Linked DNA regions of Homo sapiens: region 2 is linked to region 1. Evidence: read pairs that join two places in POLR2A ChIA-PET (ENCODE). Cell type or tissue: MCF 10A. All regions are shown on one strand. Each heading gives the region's core, and the rest is flanking DNA. Links, peaks and the distances in the headings are about the cores only.

Region 1 (5,369 bases), core at 88-5,087:
AAGGGAAGGACAAGGCCCCATAGATGAGAAGGGGCAGGGTGTGATTGACACTGTCTGACTACAAACTTGGTTTTTTTTTTTGAGACAGTCTCGCTCTGTTGCCCAGGCTGGAGTGCAGTGGTGCGTCTCAGCTCACTGCAACCTCCGCCTCCTGGGTTCAAGCAATTCTCTGCCTCAGCCTCCTGAGTAGCTAGGATTACAGGCGCCCACCACCATGTCTGGATAATTTTTGTGTTTGTAGTAGAGACAGGGTTTCACCATCATGGCCAGGCTGGTCTTGAACTCCTGACCTCGTGATCCACCTGCCTTGACCTCCTAAAGTGCTGGGATTACAGGCGTGTGCCACCGCGCCCGGCCCTCAAACTCAGTTCTTATTCCACTGCATCATACTGCCTGCCAGGGCCCCAACCTCAGAGGGCGAGGCCACCAGGCACCAGACCTCCTCTGGGAGCAGCTTTACTGAATGGGTGTGGGAGAGGAGGCCTGGGGACAGGGGACCCTGCCTGTCACTGCTCTCACAATCCCCTAAGCCTTTCTTGCCTGAGGGTGCCAGGACTGACACCAGAAACCCCGTGTGGCCTTCTGTCTCCCTGCAGAGGTCACAGGCATACATCCTGTCTCATCACCCCCACCCCTCCCGGCCTGGCCCACGTGCCCCTGCATCCTGGAGGGTCATGACAGTCTGGATGTCAATGTGGGCAGAGCTCGTGGGGCCCCCAGGTGCTGCTGCTGCCAAGAGTGTGAGCCATCAGGGGAGGTGAGGGGCCAGGAGGATGCCTCTGCCTCTGGCTGTACCTGGGGAGAGAGCAGAGCAGGCAGGCAGGCGGGCGGGCGCTGGGTGAGGTCCCACCGTGGTGCGCTTGGCTGTGCCAGCAGTCTGCTGCACTCCATCCTCCCACAATGGCCCCATTGTTCCCAGCAGCCAGGCAGTTTGGAGGAGGTTCCTCGGCCACCCCTACCCCCCTAAATAGGGGACAGATTAACCCCTTGGAGGACTGAGGCCAGGTGAGGGCCCACAGGGAGCTGCCTTGCCCATCTCTGCCTGTTCTGGGAACCCAGGCTTGGGAAGTTACCTTCTACCCATGTGAACCCAGCACCACACCACCTCCTGAGATGGGAGTCTCCATAGGGTAGAGAGTGGCACCTGGATCATCTCCTACCCCCACCCTGGTGCAGGTGCCAGGGGACAGGAAGTACCAGTGGGGCGGCGGGCAGAGACCAGATATATTTGGGCCGGTGGGGCTAATTCCAGCCACCACTGCCTGCCCTACTGGCTCCTGAGCTCCTTTCCTTCCTGTGAAACCAGAGCTAGGTTGGGCCTAGCTCAGGATTTCGGTGGATTTAAAGAGGCAGCACCATCCCTGCCAGCCTGGCTCCCTCTACCCTCCCCAGGTAGGGTCTGGGGCAGAGAGAGGACTGGAGAGCTTCTTGCTCCTCCCTTGCCCTGGGCTAACCCCTGGCCCTTGCCTCTGTTGGGGTACCAAGCTTTTGGCACTCCTCTCTCCCAGAGCCTTGGGCGGGTGGGGTGGGCGGGGGTGGGCTGTGGTTTCCTGTGTTGGTTGTTTGTGCCTGGCCCAGAGTGCCCGCCGCCTGCCTGGGCTTCCTGCCCTGTCTTGTTTCCTTGTGCCCCCCACCCCCTCTCTACCCCTCCCCCTGTGGGAGGGAGCAGCTGGGGATTGGGTAGCTGTCTTTGGGGGCACCCCACTGCCAGGCCATGATTGCTTCCCAAGGCCCGGCCACACTGACAATGACTGTAGGAGCCAAGAGAAGTGAGGTGACCTCAGGCCTGTCCAAGCAATGCCACTTGTCTGTGCAGGCTCCAGAAGGGACAGTGGGCCAGAATGGGCAAAACCGCCGATCACCCCCCAGTACCCTGTTCAACAATCCCAGACTAGAAAGGTCTGGGACCAGGAGTTTCCCTGGTCCTGTGGAGCTGGGGTTGTCTGACATTACCCTAGGGCTGCAGGTGGGGTGGGGCTGGAAACTCCCAGGGAAAACCTCCCAAGCAAAAATGGCTGATTTGCATGGTCTCCTTTGGCACAGAGTCGGGGGAAGTGTGGAGAGCTACTAGGAACCAGGGCCATGGGAAGGCCCCCTAAGCCTGGAAGTCCCCACATCGAGGGTCCCAGAGCAGCACCTTGGTCCTTGAGCAGATTTCCTGCTGGGCTACGAATCCTTGACCTCCCTGCCCGCTGAGTCACCACCTCAGGAAGAGGAAGTGACCTGAGTGGTGGAGAGAGCTTCTGAGGACTGAGGGGTCCTGACACCCAGGAGAAAGGGGATTTGGGACCCTGTCGTCTCGGGCGCTGTATCTCCCTGAGCCAGAGGCCAAGGATCTCGTTCGCCCTGTTGTCCCCAGCAGGGTCCTGGGCTTTCACGTCATCACAGGGGGCCCTGGCAGCTCAGGAGCATGAACCCTCCAAAACATTTCCTCACTGCCTCTTTGGGGTGGTTTTGAGCTAGGCAGTGACACTGCTGGGCCAGCTGGTGAGCCAAGCAGAGGCTCCCAACGTGGGGGCAGCTAGGAGCAGGCAGGTTGCCACTGGATGTGTGAACGCCTGCCCTACCTGTGGTAGTTGTGTGTGGAGCAGAGCCGGTGTGTCATACCTGGAGGCTCTGGGCATCTGAGCCTTCCTCAGCTCCCTCCCCCAGCTAGGATCAAGTCCACTTTAACCCTTAGCAACCCTTAGGCTGCTAGCTCCTACCCTCGCGTCACTCGGGGTGGGGGAGCGGATGGATATCTCAGGCCCTTTGTCAAGCCGCCTCTTCCGCTCCTCCGATTCATTCTCCTGGTATGCGCCTGGCCTTCCACTCAGGTGACTCGCACCTGCTCCCTGTTTGTGAGCTTGCTACCCCTCCCCACCTAACCCCCTAAGAGGGAGGCACGGTGACGTGTTCCCAGAGCCCCATCCCTTTGCTTTCTCGTACCTCAAGGGCCCCTGGCCTGGTACTAGCAAGCCCCCTTCACTGGGTGCTTTAAAATTGCATTGGGCTGGGATCAGCCCTCTTGGCTTCCCATCACCAGGCCTTCCAGGTGTCTTCGGAGACTGTGAGTGTGTGGAGGAGGAGGGGTCTTCGGGAGCTGGGGCAGACTCTTGAGGGGCAAAGGGGGGAGGTGTGAGATGGGAAAGTCCTGACTCATCCACGCTTGACTCAGCTCGCCCTGCGGCGGGGTGGGAGAGAGGGGGTGGAGTCCCGGAGGGGAGGGTGACTGGAAGAGTCTTCTGGGGAGGAGCCTAGGCCTGAACGGCCACTGGAGAGGACTGATTTTCTAATAGCCCCTTCCCAAATTCTTACAGGTTCTCAATTTTTGAGGCTGTGAACATAGGTAGTGAGTGGCCCTTGCCCTGCCCCTCCCCCCTTATGGGGGACCTGGGCACTGTGGCTGGAATGTGGGAAGCCCAACTATCTGATGCAGGCTCAGAGGAGCAGTCATGGCTGGCGTGGGGAGGTGGGGTCACTGCAGTGTCTGGAATGAGGGTCCGTCCCCACACTGCCACATACTGGATATGTGACTCAAGGTCACGCCACTTCCTTTTCCCAGACCTCAGTTTCCTCGTTGAAATGGGGTCGATCCTTTTGAGAATCAGCGAGCTGGTGAAGGGAGAGCCTGAGATGCATGCCAGCCAGGAGCCTGCTCAGAGCCCTGGTATCTCAGTGACTCCAGCCTCTGCCTCTGCTCTTCCCTGGTTGTGATGGAGAAGCTGGGGGTGGCGGGCTGCTTCCCAGGCAGGTCCTGGACTTTGGAACCTTCCCCCAGGAGCCTTCCTCCCCAGAGACACGGCTGGAGTGGCGAAGGCCAATGTGCCCTAGGGTTAAGTTGGGGTTAGACTCCCGCAGGGTGGCAGGTGGGGCCCCCTCACCCCCAGGTCCCCGCCCAGCCTCCAGCAGCCCCGCAGGGAGCATCAGGAGTGTGCACCGGTGTCTGGCCGGGCCTGTCACCGGGACGAAGCTCCTGGGCCCAAGACTCCTCCCCTTTGACCGGGATCGGCTGCTGGAGGGCTGCTGGAGGGCGGGTAGGGGAGGCGAGGGGGGAGCCAGGGCTGGGGGCGGTTGGGTGAGGCCTCTGTGTTTGTGTAAGTCTGTTGCTGTATCTATGGCCCTGTGCGTGTTTCTTTGTGACTACCAGGCTCAACTTTCTTCGGCTCTCTTGTGGCCGGCCTCAGTCTTTTCATCTGTTCAATGGGTCCGGCGCTCCCACTCAGCCCTCGGGCAGCCCCGGTGTCTGCGCGTGCCCCAGGCTGTCTCCGCGCCTCCCGCTCCGGCGGCGCTTCCCTGGCCTCGGCGCGCCTCTAGCTTCCTGGGCTCCGTGCGTGTCTTGTCTCCCTGTCCACGTGTGAGCTGTGAGTGTGTGTGAGTCAGAGTTCGGGTGTCTGTGGGTCTCTGAGCCTCTGCTGGCAGCACCCGGGGCTCGCCAAGCTCTTGCCGGCTGGCGCGCGCCCAGCCCCTGGCGGGACTTGTCCGTGTGTCTGTCCGCGCGCGGGGCCTGGAGAAGCACGCTGCAGTCCTGTCCGCCTCCCGCTCGCTGCCTCGCTGGCTGTCGCTCGCTCGCTCTGCCTCTCCGCCCGGGCTCTGCCGAAGGGGGCGGGGTGGGGGTGCAGGGCGGGGGGAGGGGAGGCTCCTGCATTCTTGCGGTCGGGGAGGAATCCGAGCCAGCGTTACTGGTCTCCAGAAGAGCCCAGCTGCAGCCCCGGGGCCCCGCCAGGCCTCTCGCTGCCCGCCCGGGCCTGCTGGGATGGGCACGGGCTAGGCCTCGAGCTGGGGACGGGGCGGGGCGTGGCCCCAACCCCGGGCCCCCTCCACGGCTGGAGCGCTCTGGGGGTGGGGCACGAGGGGTACCCCACCCTGGGTGAGGGGCGCGTCTGGGAGCAGGAATCCCTCAGGGGGCCAGGGGAGACCTCACAGCCGCCCCACACGGCACCTTTGCTACCTAGCCTTTTAGTGAATTCTGTCTCTGCCGCCCGTCGGGGCGGAGGCTTGCTGGAGACTGCAAGCCCCCTGAGGGCAAGGTGCGGGAGGGATGGGGACAGGGCTGGCCTCCAGGATCGAGACCCCATCTCGTAATCCTCTTTTTCCAGTGCCACCCCACCCTATCCAGCTCCCTAGTCCCAGGGCTGTTGGGTCCTCCCTTCTCCCCTCCCCCTCTGACACCCCCTCCCCAAGTCACGAGTTTTCTCTTTGGGGCTTGTTGCTGCAGTCCGTGCTCCAGTACCGAGTACCTGGCTGGGCCCTGGGCACGCACAGGGGCCGTAGCCCCACTGTGTGTGGGAGCCATGAGGATCCTGGCTAACAAGACAAGGTGTGTGGGTGTCGTGGCGGGTGGGATGTGTGTGTGTGGAGTGCGGGAAGGGAAGGGCCCAGTGGTGATG
Region 2 (5,369 bases), core at 225-5,224, 92 kb after region 1:
AAATTTGTGTTATGTTCTGGATAACTTTCTTAGGATAATTTAACAGGAATATGATTGATACGCATCACCAGATGGTTTCCCTAAAAGTGGCATCAATTTAGCCCACCACTAGCAGGGCATAAAGACAGCCACCACACTGCATGCTTGCCAATACTGGGTATTTTCTCACCACCCCCAACCCTTTTTTTTTTTTTTTTTTGAGATGGAGTCTTGCTCTGTTGCCCAGGCTGGAGCACAGTGGTGCAATCTCGGCTCACTGCAAACTTCGCCTCCCAGGTTCACGCAATTCTCTGCCTCAGCCTCCCAAGTAGCTGGGATTACAGGTGCCTGCCACCATGCCCAGCTAATTTTTTGTATTTTTAGTAGAGACGGAGTTTCACCACTTTGGCCAGGCTGGTCTCGAACTCCTGACCTCATGATCCACCCACCTTGGCCTCCCAAAGTGCTGGAATTATAGGCATGAGCCACTGCGCCAGGCCACACATTTTTAACTTTTGCAAATTTTATAGATGAAACGGTACCTGGTTCTTAAAATTTGCATTTCTTTTGTTATTAGTGAAGTTGAACATTTTCCCACGTGTCTTTTAGCCCAATATATTTCCTCTTTTGTGAACTGTTCAACTTCATTTATCTTTCAGCTGGGTCCTTGATCAATTTTGACTACTTTCCTTGGACCCTACCTTTCCTATCACTTCCCAACTCTTAACACATGGGAGTAATTCACTCAGAACATAAAGAAAGGAGCTTTCTAAATAATGAGAATATTTAAAAATATATAGACATCTGAAAAGGGACTTTTCTTCAGAAAGTGTAGAGATGAACAAATGGGGTCAGAGGAAATCTACCACCTCTGACAGGAATATTAGCCCTCTCTGACCTGCTCCAGCAGCCAGAAAAGTTGACAAATGTAGCCCTTCCTGGGCAAAGCACTTGAGAATTTCTGTATTTAAAAATCTCCAATTCTGGCTGGGCACGGTGGCTCACACCTGTAATCCCAGCACTTTGGGAGGCCAAGACAGGAAGATTACTTGTGTCCAGGAATTCAAGACCAGTCTGGACAACATGGCAAAGCCCTGTCTCTACAAAATATAAAAATATTAGCCGAGCATACTGGTGCATACCTGTGGTCCCAGCTACTCAGGAGGCTGAGGTAGGAGGATCGCTTGAGCCCAGGAGGTTGATGCTACAGTGAGCTGTGACTGTGCCACAGCACTCAGTCTGGGCAGCAGTGAGACCTTGTCACACACACACACACACACACACACACACACACACACACACAAACACAAAAAAACCCCTCTGAGTTCAAGTTCCCCATGTCTTACATATAATCTTGAATATCAGCTCCTCAGGATGATGATAAAGATCTAAGCGGTCTTGTATTTGGAAAAGACAAGAGAAGGAGGGGCCACTGTAAACGGGGAATGAGAAGCCATTATCTATTTATGTCCAAGGCTAAATTGATTGACTGATTTTTCATGTCATGAGTTTATTCACAAACATATCTAGTATGCTACATGAGTTCAAGAGTTTGATCCATTTTTCAAAGGGATTGCATCTCTTGAAACACTCTTCATGTCTGTTCAATGGATAAACTAAAACATTCTTATTTCTTAAGCAGTTGGTGTTTTACTTTAAAGAAGGGTGCCGCAGATCCCGATCCCAGTACAAAGTCATCATAATTAGTAACTGCCACGTGTTTTTCATTGAAAATGGCAAATTCTTCCCTGGGCCCTCCGCATAGTGGCTCCTGCAGACCACAGATGTTGTCAACCATCTAATGCTCCGTCCCCACATGGAGCTCTTGGAAGCTCCACCAAAGTTGCAGAGACCCAAGCCAGAAGCAATGGCGGCACCAAACCCACTTGTTCATACCAAGTCCTCCTTTGCTCAGGACCTTGTTCCCCTGTGTCTGAAAGAGTAAATGTAAACGGTATTAACACAGGTATGGGGTAGATATGAACAAGGACTAGCCAACTTTCAGGAGTTTGAACTTCTACACAGACAATTGTAAAGATCTATGTAGGACTCCTCAGTTATTTTGTAGGAAGAAATTGATAATTCCTTGATAATTGATAATGCCTTTTTTTTTTTTTGAGATGGAGTCCCACTCTGTTGCCCAGGCTGGAGGGCAGTGGCACGATCTCGGCTCCCTGCAACCTCTGCCTCCTGGGTTCAAGCAATTCTCCTGCCTCAGCCTCCCGAGTAGCTGGGAATACAGGTGCGTGCCACCACACCCGGCTAATTTTTTGTATTTTTAGTAGAGACGGAGTTTCACCACGTTGGCCAGGCTGGTCTTGAACTCCTGACCTTGGATGATTCACCTGCCTCAGCCTCCTAAAGGGCTGGGGTTACAGGCATGAGCCACTGCGCCTGGCCAATATCCTCTATCTTTAATAAGCATGTCCAAGCAAGAATGGGATGGCTAACTAATCTGAATTCCAGCCAGTCCATGGAAGGTGATGTAAGGTGAAAAAATATGATTTCACAGGGCCAGGCATCATCACATCACCGAGCTACTTGTGAATTAGATAAGCCTATTCGCATGAGGGGACTCTGAGCATGAGTGGGAATCCCACAAAAGTCAAGCTACAAGGTTGAAGGTAGAGGGGGAATACCAAACCGGAACCTGACATTTCATACTGCTTCCCTGACAGGTCCTTTCAAAGAAACAAGAACTGAAATGCAGGCTTAACTGGCATGCAAAACAGGCAGCTATTTCAGTCTGAATCATGAGCAGGGGCCACAGTGGGCTATCTGAAACTGAGGGGCAAAGGAAATCTGCACACCAAGGCCTGAGCTGCTTATGACAAATAATTGAAACTGTCCAGGCAACTGGTCCATTCCAAGCATTAGCTGTGCTGGGAGCTGAGCCATGAAGCAGAATTTTAGATTTTCTTTCTTGCTAGAGCCGTGCAACAATGATCCTTCCCCTCCACCCCTCCCCTCTTCCCCAATATTCCTGCATTCCCCTTGCCTGTCACAGGACTGCGGGGCAGTGGCCTCTTAGCATGGCTTTCCTTTGACTGCGGTGTTGCCACGTCACCTGGTGCTCGGCCCCTCCCCCGCCCTGGCACAGGGTCATAACAGCCTGCAGTGTTGCCAAGGAGCTGGCACCGTCCAGACCCAGTGCACAGGGATGGGCCTGAGATGGCCGGCCACGTCATCTGTCACCCAGGGTGTTTATGCACCCTGCAGTCCAGCAATGCCAGGATCTGCCAAGAATCTTCAGGTTTATTATGCTTTCTTTGGCCTTCAAGAACTGGATGGCTGGCCAGGCGCGGTGGCTCATGCCTGTAATCGCAGCACTTTGGGAGGCCGAGATGGGTGGATCACAAGTTCAGGAGTTTGAGACCAGCCTGGCCAATATAGTGAAACCCTGTCTCTACTAAAAAAACCACAAAAATTAGCCGGGTGTGGTAGTGGGCGCCTGTAGTCCCAGCTACTCAGGAGACTGAGGCAGGAGAATCGCTTGAACCCAGGAGGCGGAGGTTGCAGTGAGCTGAGATCGCGCCATTCTACTCCAGCCTGGGCAACAGAGTGAGACTCCATCTCAAAATAAAATAAAATAAATAAATAAAATAAAAAGCCTGGATGGCTATCATTAAAACAAGTCACAGAAAGCTCTGATGGAAATAATTTTCAGACTTCCCTCTTGAAATATACCTTTTCTGCCTTTTTCCTGCCAATTCATTTTCCTCTCTCCCTCATCTCCCCTTCTGAAAAGGCTTCCTTCACCCTAAGACCTACTCACGCAGGCTCCTAGTCCTCTGTTCCGTACATCAGAAAGGAAGTTTTCTTTCAAGGCCCAGCCGCCTCCTAATCAGGGAAGCTGAAGGAGTGCTTAGAGAAGGTAAATACATTGTGATATTATCTTAAGTTATATAAATGTCTTCGGTACCTAGTCGGCACCAAATGTATTTAGCTTAATTGAAATCAGATGCAAAAATACATGTCCTTGAGAGCCAAAGAAAATTTAATTTTTAAATTATTTATGCACACATAATTCTTAAAATCTCAGGCTCTAGACAGACCTAAGTTTAAATTGAGGCTTTAACAATTACTGGTTGTGACCTTTAACAACTCACCTCATTTCTCTGAACTGCCTCATTTATAAAATGAAGATTATAATAACAAGCCCCTTAGGGCTTTGAGAGGATTAAATGTGATACTCTATGTAAATGAGCCATTTATTCACACTTGTAAACAGTTAAGCCACATGCATCATTCTGAGTGTGTGTACATATTCTTTCATAAATTATCTCTTTTTTTTTTTTTTTTTTGAGACAGGGTCTCGCTCTGTCGCCCAGGCTAATCACAGCTTACTGTAGCCTTGACTTCTCAGGCTCAAGAAATCATCCCGCTTCAGCCTCATGAATAGCTGGGAAGTGCAGGTGCATGACACCATGCATGGCTAAATTTTTTATTTTTAATGGAAATGAGGTCTCACCATGTTGCCCAGGCTGGTCTCAAACTCCTGGCCTCAAGTGATCCTCCCAACTCGGCCTCCCAAAGTGCTGGGATTACAGGCTTGAGCCACCGTGCTTGGCCTATGTCTACTGTTTGACCAGGATCTCTATAAGGGCAGTGCCAGGCTGACTGTCTGAGGGAGTGGGGTTGTCCAGCCTATTGATCCTCCATGTATAATCCCAAGAGAGCTCCAATATAGTCTCATGGTATTTGGGGTAGACTCAGGAGAAAGGCCTGGATCATTGAATTTGAGACACAGCATAATGAACCAACTATGCTACATCAGGTCATGATAGATAGTTGCTAAGTTTTAGGAAACTGATTCATTTATTTATTCATTCATTTATCCAAACATTTATTGAGCATCTGTTATGTCTGAGGCTATAATGTTGAAGAATGTACAAGGTCCCTTTCCTCTTAAGCTTACAGTTTAATTGTTTAACCTAAATAAATAATGAGGCAATTTAATTCATATTTGTTGGAAAACAATTCAGTTCAACTATGTAAAGGAACACTGTGTTTTATTAAAACAGAATTAGAACCCCCAAAGCTTAGCTCTTGAAAGAGAATATCTTACAGGAAGAACTGGCTGGCCAAACAGTCCTGAATCTGTCCCAGTTTCCTCCTCCCTCAGGTTTCCTGTGTCTTTGCTGTTCTTTTTCCATCCCTTTGGTCTAAGCATAGATTTTTAAACTTTTGTTTGTAGATGAAATGAGTTGGAGTCCTCAACAAAATATTTTGCTAAATATAAGGGAAAACAAAAGAACATTTTTGAAAGCAGTATGAAACAATGGTATGACTTTAGAAAATTGTTTGGCCGTATTAAAACTGACCATAATCATATACTATTTATATTTGTAAGTCAAATATTAATATTAATATTATTTTTATTATAATAT

What was found. Peaks named below come from ENCODE experiments on the same cell type or tissue, not always from the same donor. Only the 100,000 strongest peaks of a DNase experiment are listed, where the experiment ranks them.
Region 2: POLR2A ChIA-PET joins it to region 1 with 10 read pairs; 9 of 35 experiments call an interaction of 5 or more read pairs at or near these places.

What each region holds. Positions count from the first base shown.
Region 1 is chr11:118,909,844-118,915,212 of GRCh38, reverse strand. BCL9L (BCL9 like) reads left to right here. Exons shown (of 10, transcript NM_001378213.1): 3 at 5,198-5,299. The coding sequence starts at 5,274. It overlaps MIR4492 (microRNA 4492), which reads right to left and starts at 4,505; the gene lies at 4,426-4,505. RefSeq lists enhancers at 1-539, 540-1,079, 1,374-1,483, 2,162-2,703, 2,704-3,245 and 2 more. In MCF 10A, for the core only: no CTCF peak of the experiment used is centred there; DNase peaks (open chromatin) are centred at 2,712, 3,162, 3,682, 4,612 and 2 weaker places.
Region 2 is chr11:118,818,325-118,823,693 of GRCh38, reverse strand. It overlaps the pseudogene COX7CP3. Among named protein-coding and RNA genes, the nearest start is that of DDX6, 30 kb to the right of the region's middle. RefSeq lists an enhancer at 2,554-2,633. In MCF 10A, for the core only: no CTCF peak of the experiment used is centred there; a DNase peak (open chromatin) is centred at 3,123.